Linked DNA regions of Homo sapiens: region 1 is linked to region 2. A link is a contact called in ENCODE Hi-C or POLR2A ChIA-PET data. All regions are on one chromosome and are shown on one strand. Each heading gives the region's core, a stretch centred on a gene start or an enhancer-like site at or near the end of the contact. The rest is flanking DNA. Distances are from core to core; before and after follow the strand shown. Region 1 has its middle 94 kb from the start of LINC00604. Region 2 has its middle 140 kb from the start of LINC00604.

Region 1 (5,232 bases), core at 1,844-4,343, 45 kb after region 2:
TATTGCTGCCTGATCCTTCCCTTGGAAGCTTCATCCCAGAGGGGCACCCACCTGTATGAGGTGTCTGTTGGCCCCTACTGGGAGTTGTCTCCCAGTCAGGCTACACGGGGGTCAGGGACCCACTTGAGGAGGCAGTCTGTCCGTTCTCAGAGCTCGAACACCATGCTGGGAGAACCACTGCTCTCTTCAGAGCTGTCAGAGAGGGAAGTTTAAGCCTGCAGAGACTGTCTTTCTTTTGTTTAGCTATGCTCTGCCACAGAGGTCGAATCTAGATAGGCAGTAGGCCTTGCTGAGCTGCAGTGGACTCTGCCCAGTTTGAGCTTCCTGGCCACTTTGTGAGCATAAAACCGCCAACTCAAGCCTCAGCAATGGTGGACACCCCTTCCCTTGCCAATCTGCAGCATTGCAGGTCAATCTCAGACTGCTGTGCTAGCGGTGAGAAAGGCTTTGTGAGCGTGTGACCTGCCGATCCAGGCACAGGAGGGGATCTCCTGGTCTGTTGGTTGCTAAGACTGTGGGAAAAGTGCAGTATTTGGGCAGGAGTGTATCATTCCTCCAGGTGCAGTCTGTCATGTCTTCCCTTGGCTAGGAAAGGGAAATCCCCCAACTCCTTGTGCTTCCTCTATGAGGAGACACACTGCCCTGCTTCAGTTTGCCCTCCATTGTCTGCACCCACTGTCCAACTAGCCGCAGTGAGATGAACCATGTACCTCAGTTGGAAATGCAGAAATCACCCATCTGTGTCGATCTCTCTGGGAGTAGCAGACCAGAGCTGGTCCTATTTGGCCATCTTGGAAGCCTCCCTGTTGTTCTTTTTTTTTTTTTTTAGAGATGGGGTCTTATTATTTTGCCCCAGCTGAATTTTTACCTCTGGGTTCAGACAATCTTCCTGCCTCAGCCTCCTGAATAGCTGGGACTATAGTCATTCACTACCACACCCAACTCAATTTTGGAAGTTTTTAAAGTGCATTATCACTTTAAATATTTTTCTGCATCAAACTTTCTTTCCTTTTGGGATTCGGATGATGTGAATAGTAGGTCTTTTAATATTTTGCCACAAGTCTCTAAGATTCTGTTTATTGTATTTTTCTAGAATAAAATTTTGTTGTTCAGATAATTTCAAGTTTACTGATTCTTTCCTCTGTGATGACCATCCTCTATTGAGTCCATCCAGTGAGTTGCTATTTTGATTGTTGTATTTTTTTTAGTTCTAAAATTTTCATTTCATTCTTTTTTAATATTTAAGATTTTTGCAAACATAAGGTGTAATAAATTACATGTCCAAACCTATTCAAATCCTGCCCTGTTTGTGTCTACAAGTTCTAGTACTGCTGCTTTGGAAATCCAACTACCACCACCATTGGGTTTGCCAGCAGAATTATCTGAAGCAGCAGAAAGGTGCCCTCTTTCTCATTCTGTTGCCCAAGTCTTAATCCCATCTGGATCTAAATCATATTTTAAAATTCAGCTGCAAGCAGTCTGAGAAATGTCATTTTGTTTTAGTTTCCTGTTTCTGCATTATAGAAAGGCATAAGGAAAAGGGCTGTAAGGTTGTTGAGGTAGTTGCTCTGCAATGTCTGCCTTAGACATATAGGTGGTAGAAAGATGAATGGAAATGCCAGAATTCTTCATCCTATGAATAATGATATCATAAGTGTCATCAACCTCACATTTTGAATACTGCTTTTTTGATGATGTGTCTTTTTTGCATTAGTGAGTTAAACTCCTATCTTGAAATTGTTTCCAGAGCTTGTGTTTTCTCCTTTGAATAGTATTGATTATAATAATATTGTGATGATGAATGATCTGTTGTGCTTGAATAGTGGAAACAGTATTAAATACAGTCATGTATTGCATTACAGCATTTTGGTCAACAATGAACTGCTTACACTAAAGTGGTTGAATAAGATTATAACAGAGCTGAATAATTGCTATCACCTAGTGACACTGTAGCCATCCAAATGTAGTAGGGCAAGGCACTACTCACATGTTTATAGTGATGCTGGTGTAAACAAACCTACTGTGCTGCCAGGAATATATAAGTGTAGCACATACAGTTATGCATAGTACATAATACTTGGTAATGATAATAAACAACTATGTTACTGGTTTATGTTTTATTATATTATACTTTTTATTGTAATTTTAGAGTGCATTTCTTCTACTTATTAAAATCAAAAAAGCTAACTGTAAAACAGCCTCAGGCAGCTCCTTCGGGAGGTATTCCAGAAGAAGGCATTGTTATCATAGGAGATGACAGCTCCATGCATGTTACTACCTGTGAAGACCTTCCAGTTGGACAAGATTTGGAAGTGGAAGACAGTGATATTAATGATCCTGATCCCCTGTAAGCCCAGACTAATGTGTGTGTTTGTGTCTTAGTTTTTAGCAAAAAAGTTTAAAAAGTAAAAAAAAATGCCTAATAATAGAAAAACCTTATAGAATAAGTATATAAAGGAAAAAAGTGTTCGTGTTTTAAGCTAAGTGTAGTTATGAGAGAGTTAAAAAGTTAAAAAATTACGAAGTCTATGAAGAAAAAATTACAGTAAGCTAAGGTTAATTTACTACTGAAGAAAACTAAAAAGAATAAATTTAGCATAGCCTAAGTGTGCACAGTTTAAACATTACTGACACTACTGTAGTGTACAGTATTGTCCTAAGCCTTCATTCATTACTCACTCACAAATTCACCCAAGCCAATACTAGTTCTGTAACCTCCATTCATGGTAAGTGCTCTATTCAGGTATATCATTTTTAATATTTTATAACCTATATTTACTGTACTTTTTCTGTATTGAGCTATGTGTAGATACACACAAATACCATTTTGTTACAACTACCTACAAAATTCAGTTCAATCGCATGCTGTACAGATTTGCAGCCTATGAGCAATACCCTAGGAGCATAGTAGGCTACACAATCTAGGTTTATGTAGGTACACTCTGCGATGTTCACATGACAAAATAGCCTAACAACACATTTCTCAGAATATGTCCCTGTGCTTAAATGACTCATGACTGTAATAGTGAATCCAGTAGGTTGTTAAGCTGAGTAAAACCATTTATATTAAAAACATTCACTCTCAGCTAGAGCATTGTCATAGTGAAGAAAATAGTCCTGTGTGGCAGTTCCTGCCAAGTGCCTCACCCCAGACTTCCTGCAATGCCTCAATCATTAACTCAGTTATTTTTTGAACATTTAACATGCACAATGACTATGCACAATGTTATAACATTTAGAATTTATATTTATGTATTGCTTTATCACTCTTTTACAATGTGCCTTTCCGTTTATTTTATCTCATGTAATATTCACAACCAGTTTATTTTTCAAAAGAAACTGAGACCTAAAGACTTTACTAAGAATACTCACCAAAATGAATATGCTCCATTGGTTATTTGATTTTGTCAAATGTATTCACTATGATCAATGCCATTCATATTCTAAAATTTAATAAATTTTGTCTTTACTTGTTATTTTTTGATATACATGGTATTTGAATTATGTGGAAATGAGAACATTCTGATAAAGATCTTGTTACTTTCCTATGAATCAGAGGGGAAATGCTGTATTTTATAAGTAACGGCTATTATCCTCCAATGTTGAACAGCTTCCTCTAAAATATTTCTATAAAAATGGTACCTTACATTTCATCTTGCTCAAAATGCATTGGATAATATATTTCTCCCATTCAACAATGAGTCTACTTTATAAGTCACACACAAAACAGTTCATTATTTAGTGTTACACTCATAAATTTAGTCATGACAAAGTTGCCAGTGCTATATAATTTTATTTGGCTTAGATTATAAAGATTTTATATGTCATTGAATCCATCTATATTCTTTTGTCTTTTTGCGTTTCTTTTACTCACATAATCTATCAAAAGGGACAAAATATGATTGAGTGTTTATGTAATTCATAATTTTATATTTTGAAAAATTCTAACTTTTTCTAACCAAATATTTAAAAATGAAATTTATCTGCATACCAATCATCATATCTCTGAAACATTCTAATGGATTTTTCACAAAATAATTTTTTAAACCTAAAAGTTGATATAGTTCTGATTAAACAGTTTGTTAGCTTTCTTTTCTTGGTGTAAATCACCAAAATAAAGAGTCAAGGACATATGTTTCTCTCTCTCTTCCCATCCATCCATCCATCCATCCATCCCTCCCTCCCTCCCTCCCTCTCATTTAATCCATCACCCAGTTTTTACTTTTGTGGTGATTTGTGGCATTCTAGATGTTATTGAGGAACCAATGGTTATAAAATAGAAGATAGAGTTAAAGCAAGATAAATATGGCCTGAGAAAGACTCCATACTTCTATATTTGAGTCCTTGTGGATGAACTGTAACCTATCTTAATAGTCAGACACAATTGAAAACCTAACTTAATAGTAGGCACCTGTAACAATGGCTGAGTGTTGGCCAATCCCAGTGGCTATACCACTCATAGACTGCTGAATGTTCAAACTGCATTCAAATAAGGCAAACACCAAGCTGTAACCAATCTCACTGTTTCTGTACCTAATTTCCGATTCCTGTTTGTCACTTTAACTTTTTTGTCTATAAATTTGTTCTGACCACAAGGACCACGAGGCACCCCTGGAGTCTCTGTGAATCTGCTGTGATTCTGGGGGCTGCCCGATTTGCAAATCTTTCATTGCTTAATTAAACTCCTTTAAATTAATTTGGCTGAAGTTTTTCTTTTCTCAGATGGTGTCAGGAGTAGGATCCGAAGTGGAGCTTCCAGTGACCCCCAGAAGTGCTGAGTGAACACTCAAGATACCTGCAGGACTCACTTGTGTCCATTGATCTCTCAGAGCAGCTGGGGATCACGGTTAAGCTCCCTCTCAGATTTTGGAGCTCCACGGATTTGCGTTTTGAGCTCTCCGAGTTTCTTTGAGCAGATTTCTGATCCAAACTGGGTTTAGAGTTGTGACAGAAACTGGACTGGGTCCAAGAATGGATTTGATCTGGGAATTAACTGGTTTGAATCCAGTTAGAGGCCTCTTATATCTGACTAGGTCAGAAAGGAACTGGTAGTAAGCAGTATTTTGCAGGGTTTATAAAATTTGTCTTTTGAAAATTCACAGGAATTTTTCTGTTCTACCCCTTTTTTTCATTTTTCTTGTGCGCTTAGGTAGGAAAAAAACAATCATTGGCTAAGTTAATCAAGAGAACCTGAGAGTAAAGTCAATATTTTAGGTAAAAATGGGATCCTTA
Region 2 (5,985 bases), core at 1,514-4,013:
AGTGAGTCGTTGAGGATTAGCCACTCCCCATAACTGCAAGCCCAGGTTGTAATGACAGCATATTTCAGATAATGGTCTATTATACATATGGACATTTATTAGAGGAGCAGGCACCAAATGAGTCTGTAAGTCTGACGAAGTTCAAGTGAACTATCATTGGAGGTTCTTTAACAACACAGAAGAAATATTCACCCGAAGCACACATGGTGACATTCAGAGGTTGGCTCTTGTGCCGTCCTAAACTATTGGCTGGACACCAACTCATTAGTGACTAAAGTCAGTGCTTTCCCTAAGGAACTCAGGGTATAGGTCTCAGTGGTTTCTTATGAAGACAAAGGTGGAGACTGTTTCTAAAATATTTAGTTATTCCAAATGTCTCAAACACTGTTAATTTCACCAGAGAGGGAGCCCAATTCTAACATTCTTCATGCTAATTTTCAAGTCACTAGAATTTGTTACAAGACTGGTCCACGGATCAGCACCATTGACATAACCTGGGAGCTTGTTAGAAATGCAGGTTCTCAGCCCTGCTCAAGACCAGCGTCTTCATTTTAACAAGATTTTTTGTGATTCAGAAGCATGATAAAGTTTGAGGAACACTGTTCTATAAGTCAGATGCCCCTTGTTTATGCCTTCTAATATACCATAAAGCTGTGATCTGCCTCTATTAGAGCATTTACCATGTTGAATTACAGAATTCATACATTTTGCCAGTTCTACTAGGTCAATTATTATGTCTTACTCATTTCTGCATTTCTATCACATGGCATATATTAGATGCTCAATTCATGTTGAATGAATGAATAAGAAAACTTTCACATGATAAAATTAGTTTTTCAGATCCAATTGTAGTTTTCTCAGATTTATAACTGGCTATGCATCCTCACACACTTGAAGTCAAAATGTGATTAGAAGACAGGGTAGTGGCCAGCTTTCCAGGGCTACCAGTGAGAAAGAAGTAGGTATTGGACCTAGGAACCAGGAAGTAATGGCATGATAGGAAACTCATGAGGGACGGCTTTAGTCCACAAGTAAGTGGATATTGGGAGAAGGTAGAGTTACTTAAGGGGACTGCTATGGAGGGTTTGTGTCCCTCCAAGATTCATGTTAGACCTTAAATCTCAAGGTAATGGTATTAAGAGGTAGAATCTTTGGGATGTGATTAGGCCATGAGCACTCCACTCTCATGAATGAGATTACTATCCTTATAAAAGAGGCTTCAAAGAGCAGTCTGCCCTTCCATCCCATCTGCCAGGTGAGAACACAGCAATTGTACCTTTGGTTTTCTCTACCATTTGAGAACACCATGAGAAAATGCCATTTATGGAAAAGGCCCTCACCAGACACAAAATCTGCTGGTGCTGTGATCTTGGACTTCCCACCCTCCAGAACTGCGAGAAATAAATTTCTACTGTTCATAAATTACTCAGTCTGTGGTATTTTGTTATAGCAGCAAGAATGGACTAAAACAAGAATCATATACACCAGTGATTCTGAATATGTTTTCTGCCTCAAGCCACCCAAGAGATTAGGCAGATTTCCAGCAGTAAGAAGAACTAACTATAACAGAGTTTTTCACTGGAAGCTCTCCCTCAACCATATATAATTCTGCTACAACTCATACCCATATTTTCTGCTAGACTCACTGAGATATGCTGTTGGCTTAATGTCCGGTGTTTTGAATGGGGCAGGAGGGCACTGAGAGGTAACAGTTACCAAGAGCAAATACTGTGTTTGGAATCAAGTGTTTGTTATGGATGGTTGGATTTAGGTGTCTAACCTGGCAGATTAGGCCTAGGTGTCTAGGAATTCAACATCAGGAAACAGCAGGTTATAAGAGGACTCATCAGATGAGGTTTAGCCCAAATCCAGAGACCCCAGGCATGTAACACCTGAGCTGTACCCATTTTATATTTTCTCTCTCTATTAAGTCTCCTTTGGGGTAAACAGTGTTAACTAAAGGCCTAATAATGGCTACAGGTGGAGAGAGAATTTGGGGCCACCATGGAAATGTGAAACAGTATTGGCACCTACCCAGAATCCAGTGGTTAGAGAAAAAATAATGTCCACCCTGTAATTAAGAAGAAAATATTTCTCCTCCTTTACTTTGGATGGTCCTTAGGGGTAATCACAAACCTGGGCTAGGGGGAGCTGAGGGATAACATTTAAAGAGTGGGGAAGGGGTTATGAAGCTTATTGAGGCTTTTGGCCTAAGGCCGGATATTTAAAATAGCATGCCTAGGGAAGGCAGGCAGGCACTATTCAAAAACGAAACTGAATGGAGGAGGCAGTGGTAAAACGAAGGGCAGATTCCCTGTGTGAAGGGTCAGCTCCTACTGATAATGCCTGGTGGGAATCTGTGCTTATTTCTCAAACATAGAAAATAAAAATCTATATTTTAAAATAAAACGTCTCTACTTTTAAACCTTGGCAAATAATTTCAAAGGTATATGAAAGGTATTAATGCTGTGAAGGCTAGAGTCAGTCTGATGGTTGCCAGTTGGTAACATCTGGCCTTAGGAAACTTTTTGGATGTAGGAACTTCCGGACTTCTGTCTTGTGAGTGCTTTGGGGTCTCTCTTTGTGTTCCTTAGAGAACCACAAAGTGTTGACTAGAAACCAAAGAGAAGGAAATGAGAAGTTGGTTAGTTAGTGCTTGTTGTAGTTGAAATGAAGTCAGTCATCTCACTCTAACCACCGTCTATTAGGTTGGTACAAATGTAATTGTGGTTTTTGCCATTACCTTTAATGCACTCACTTTTGCACCAACATAATAACTCACCAAAATAAAAAGCAACCAAACATAAGTGAAACCAAATGAAAGCCAAAATCAACAGCCAAAAACCTCAGCTTCTTTCTCAGTGCCTCCATAGATGGCACAAATTATCTCCTTCATTACCTTACTGGGAAATCTGGTAGTCTTTTTTTTTTTTTTTTTTTTGACTTTTTTTTTTTTCCTTACTCAGGCTTCTCATCCTATCATTATTCAGGTCCAATAGATTTCACCCTTGAAACATCCACAATTCATCCTCTTCCTTCTTCCTTCCTATTGCCATTGTCCTATATTCGATTCTACCATACTTTGCCTAGAATACTCCAAAGGTCTTCTTATTACTATGTCTAACATATTTCAGGAGGAAATGAGATAAACAGGTTCAATAAATTTTCTTCCAGGACACTATGTTTGTGGCCAGGGTCTGTGGTTGAATCCACAGGTAGGACTAAGCAGGTTCTTCTCACCTGGAATGGGCAAGACACAAGACCAGAATGTTTTTAGCAATGGATGGGTCTGGTAGAGTAATTCCTGACTTCAGAATTAGAACAGAATAACACACAGGTCAATTCTGTCTGGGAAGTCCCTTGTTCGCTTGTAATTACCATGGCTTAACACTGGCTATATATTCATATATTTATGAAAATAAGTCATAACATAGATGAGTTTATGCAAAATATACAATAATGAGATGAACTAGGTCAAGTGATGATTGTTTTATACCATCTGTCTTACCAATCCCAATGGCCTGTTAGAAACTTAAATGTTATTGGTTAGGTGACTTTGAGGTCTGTAGATCAAATAATTTTAGGGAAAACATGAAACACAAAACATGGGGAAAGAGACTGTCCCTCAACATTAGTCCATCCTTTGGCCTAAGGGTTAACCTGGCGAGCATCCCGTGGAGGCCTGCTTTCTTCAGGTCTGATTTAGACCCATCCAAGCAGGATGACAGTGACCGAGGTAAATTTTCCTAACGCTAATTTGAAGGGCAATGAATGATTACCAAACCATTAACCTGCACCTACCAATGAATGTTACAGAAAAGGAGGGCTCAGATTGGGAGATGTCTACTAACTTGGTTATAGCTTCAAGGACCTATAGTTAGACTGTCTGGGTGACAGCAACATTTTATACCAGTTACTTACTAGCTATGAAATCTCAGATAAGCTGCTTATCCATAATAAACATTAATTCCCTTATTTGTACAATGGGGAAAATATAATCGCATACTCCATATTTTGTGGTGAGGATTAAATAAGAAAGTACCTAAATCTCTTAGCAAAATAGCTACCTCGTAATAAGCAACTGATGAATTATGATATCATTATACTTATTCCTCAATAAAAGTTTATTCTAACCTCTACCTATATCAATATAAACCATTTTAAGCATGCTCCCCCAAACCAAAATTCAGATATTTCGGGGAATTTCAAAAGGACAAAACACTCTTAATAACTATTGAATATATAATATATTCTCATGCTTTAAAATTCAAAAAGCAGGCTGGGTGCAGTGGCTCAGACCTGTAATCCCAGCACTTTGAGAGGCCAAAGCAGGTGGATCAGTTTGAGCTTATGAGTTCAAGATCAGCATGGGCAACATGGTGAAACACCATCTCTGCTAAAATAAATAAATAAATAATAAAATTCAAAAAGCAAAAAAAGGAAGTAAAACCTGAAAGTCTTTGTATCGCTCACTTTTCTCAGCTACAAAGTTTGCCTCTCACAGGTAACTAAAGTTACCAGTTCCTCAAATATCTTAGAGAAAATTAGTGCACCCACCAGCAACAAGCAAAAAGACATTTCCCCCAAATTGCACTTAAAAGTGTTTTTAAATCTGAATCTCTCCCATCTATACTGCTAAGAAGAATTATTATTTTTCACCAGGACCTGAGGTTCTGCCACTTTGATACATATATGTCTGTTGTTAGTTTCCTAAGACCGTAGCTAAAATTTGCCCTCCATCTAGTCTTAGTACTGTGAGACATATTTTATGGCTCTAGTATTTGTGCCAAACATTACCTTGTTGCATATTAAATTTATATGGCAGTTCAATATGGTTAAACCCAGATGATAAAGAACTTGCTGTACTTAATGGAATTTATTGGGTATGTGTGTATCCTGATACAAATATATTTTCCTTATAAAGTCTATTCTGCCCTTTGCAAGGCATAAAAAGTCTGAAATTAGCTCTGGCTTTTTCTATGAGTTTCAAAATATGATCTTTAAAATAAGACAGCAAAATACTGTGGTGGAACTGCAGTTTTCGGAGGAGTCTTTAGAAACATCTTCCTCTTTTCTCTATCCACTCCCTCTAAACTAAATACATGTTTCCATACTATGAAGAGGGTATTGACTATTGAAAAGTTGACAGTAAACTCTAGGGCAAATGTGAGAGTTGGAAAGCCTAATTGTTCCTTTTAATATCATTCACAGGGCCACGATCACCATGTAGGCAGGGTTAATGTGCAGAGTTTGCAACAGGAATATGAAATCTGGAAACTGTAGTGAATTCTGTATGTCCCCATCTAGGTCTTCATTACTAGCTATTACATTTCCCTACTTTCACTCTAGGTATGGTGAGTACTTCATAAAAGCTTGCAGCTACCCTCTTCTCTCGGGAAGTGCCTCAACCAGCGGCCACATCATGGGAGGTTATAGCCCCTGCCCCTAGGAGCAGTTTTCAGCCAACAAGTGACTGACACAGGTTTTCTTAAAGCCAACCCCCACACCTCAAGGTGGAATAACTCTGTGAACAACTCAGGCTCCAGTGGTCCCTATGGGATCAATCTGAAGCTGAGACCACGTCACTGTTTATATGTGACGGGGAAACAACGGGAGAGTAGGAGGGCAGTTATTAAGGACATCATTTAGAATAGGATGGGGCCACAATAATTAAGACAAAGCTCTTCTGAGCAAGAGTGAAAGGGATACTCCCTGGCCATTCTTCTACCTCAACCTTTTAAATTAAAATGTGATGAACCAACTTTCAGGTTGATTCTACTGGGGCCCACCTTGTCAACAATGTTCTGGCACTGCCCGTAGAATTGCTAAAGGTGCTCCTGTCATCATTAGAATCTTGATATTTCCTGTTCATAAATAACTCACGGTCAAGGATAGAGCTAAAATGCTATGCTTTCTCTCTTTCCCTTTACTTTTATCTAAAATTCAACAAGAGAAATTGAAAGAAGGGGCTGCCAGTAATAATAG

Evidence for each region. A loop is a pair of places that touch in the nucleus more often than their neighbours do. ChIA-PET counts read pairs that join two places held with the same protein, here RNA polymerase II (POLR2A). Pooled maps may share reads with other maps.
Region 1: a map of naive thymus-derived CD4-positive, alpha-beta T cell shows a loop between it and region 2 (3-fold over the local background). The contact joins two enhancer-like sites. A Hi-C loop is called at or near these places in 5 of 168 maps with a recorded cell type or tissue (PC-3, PC-9, endothelial cell of umbilical vein and 2 more) and 12 of 50 pooled maps. POLR2A ChIA-PET finds 5 or more read pairs at or near these places in 8 of 52 experiments (activated B cell, activated CD4-positive, alpha-beta T cell, activated CD4-positive, alpha-beta memory T cell and 3 more).

What each region holds. Positions count from the first base shown.
Region 1 is chr5:40,331,477-40,336,708 of GRCh38, reverse strand. No RefSeq gene overlaps it. Among named protein-coding and RNA genes, the nearest start is that of LINC00604, 94 kb to the right of the region's middle. Within about 2 kb of position 3,093, at least 3 of the 41 ENCODE cell types and tissues checked have a DNase peak (open chromatin) inside an H3K27ac peak, as active enhancers do.
Region 2 is chr5:40,375,274-40,381,258 of GRCh38, reverse strand. No RefSeq gene overlaps it. Among named protein-coding and RNA genes, the nearest start is that of LINC00604, 140 kb to the right of the region's middle. Within about 2 kb of position 2,763, at least 3 of the 41 ENCODE cell types and tissues checked have a DNase peak (open chromatin) inside an H3K27ac peak, as active enhancers do.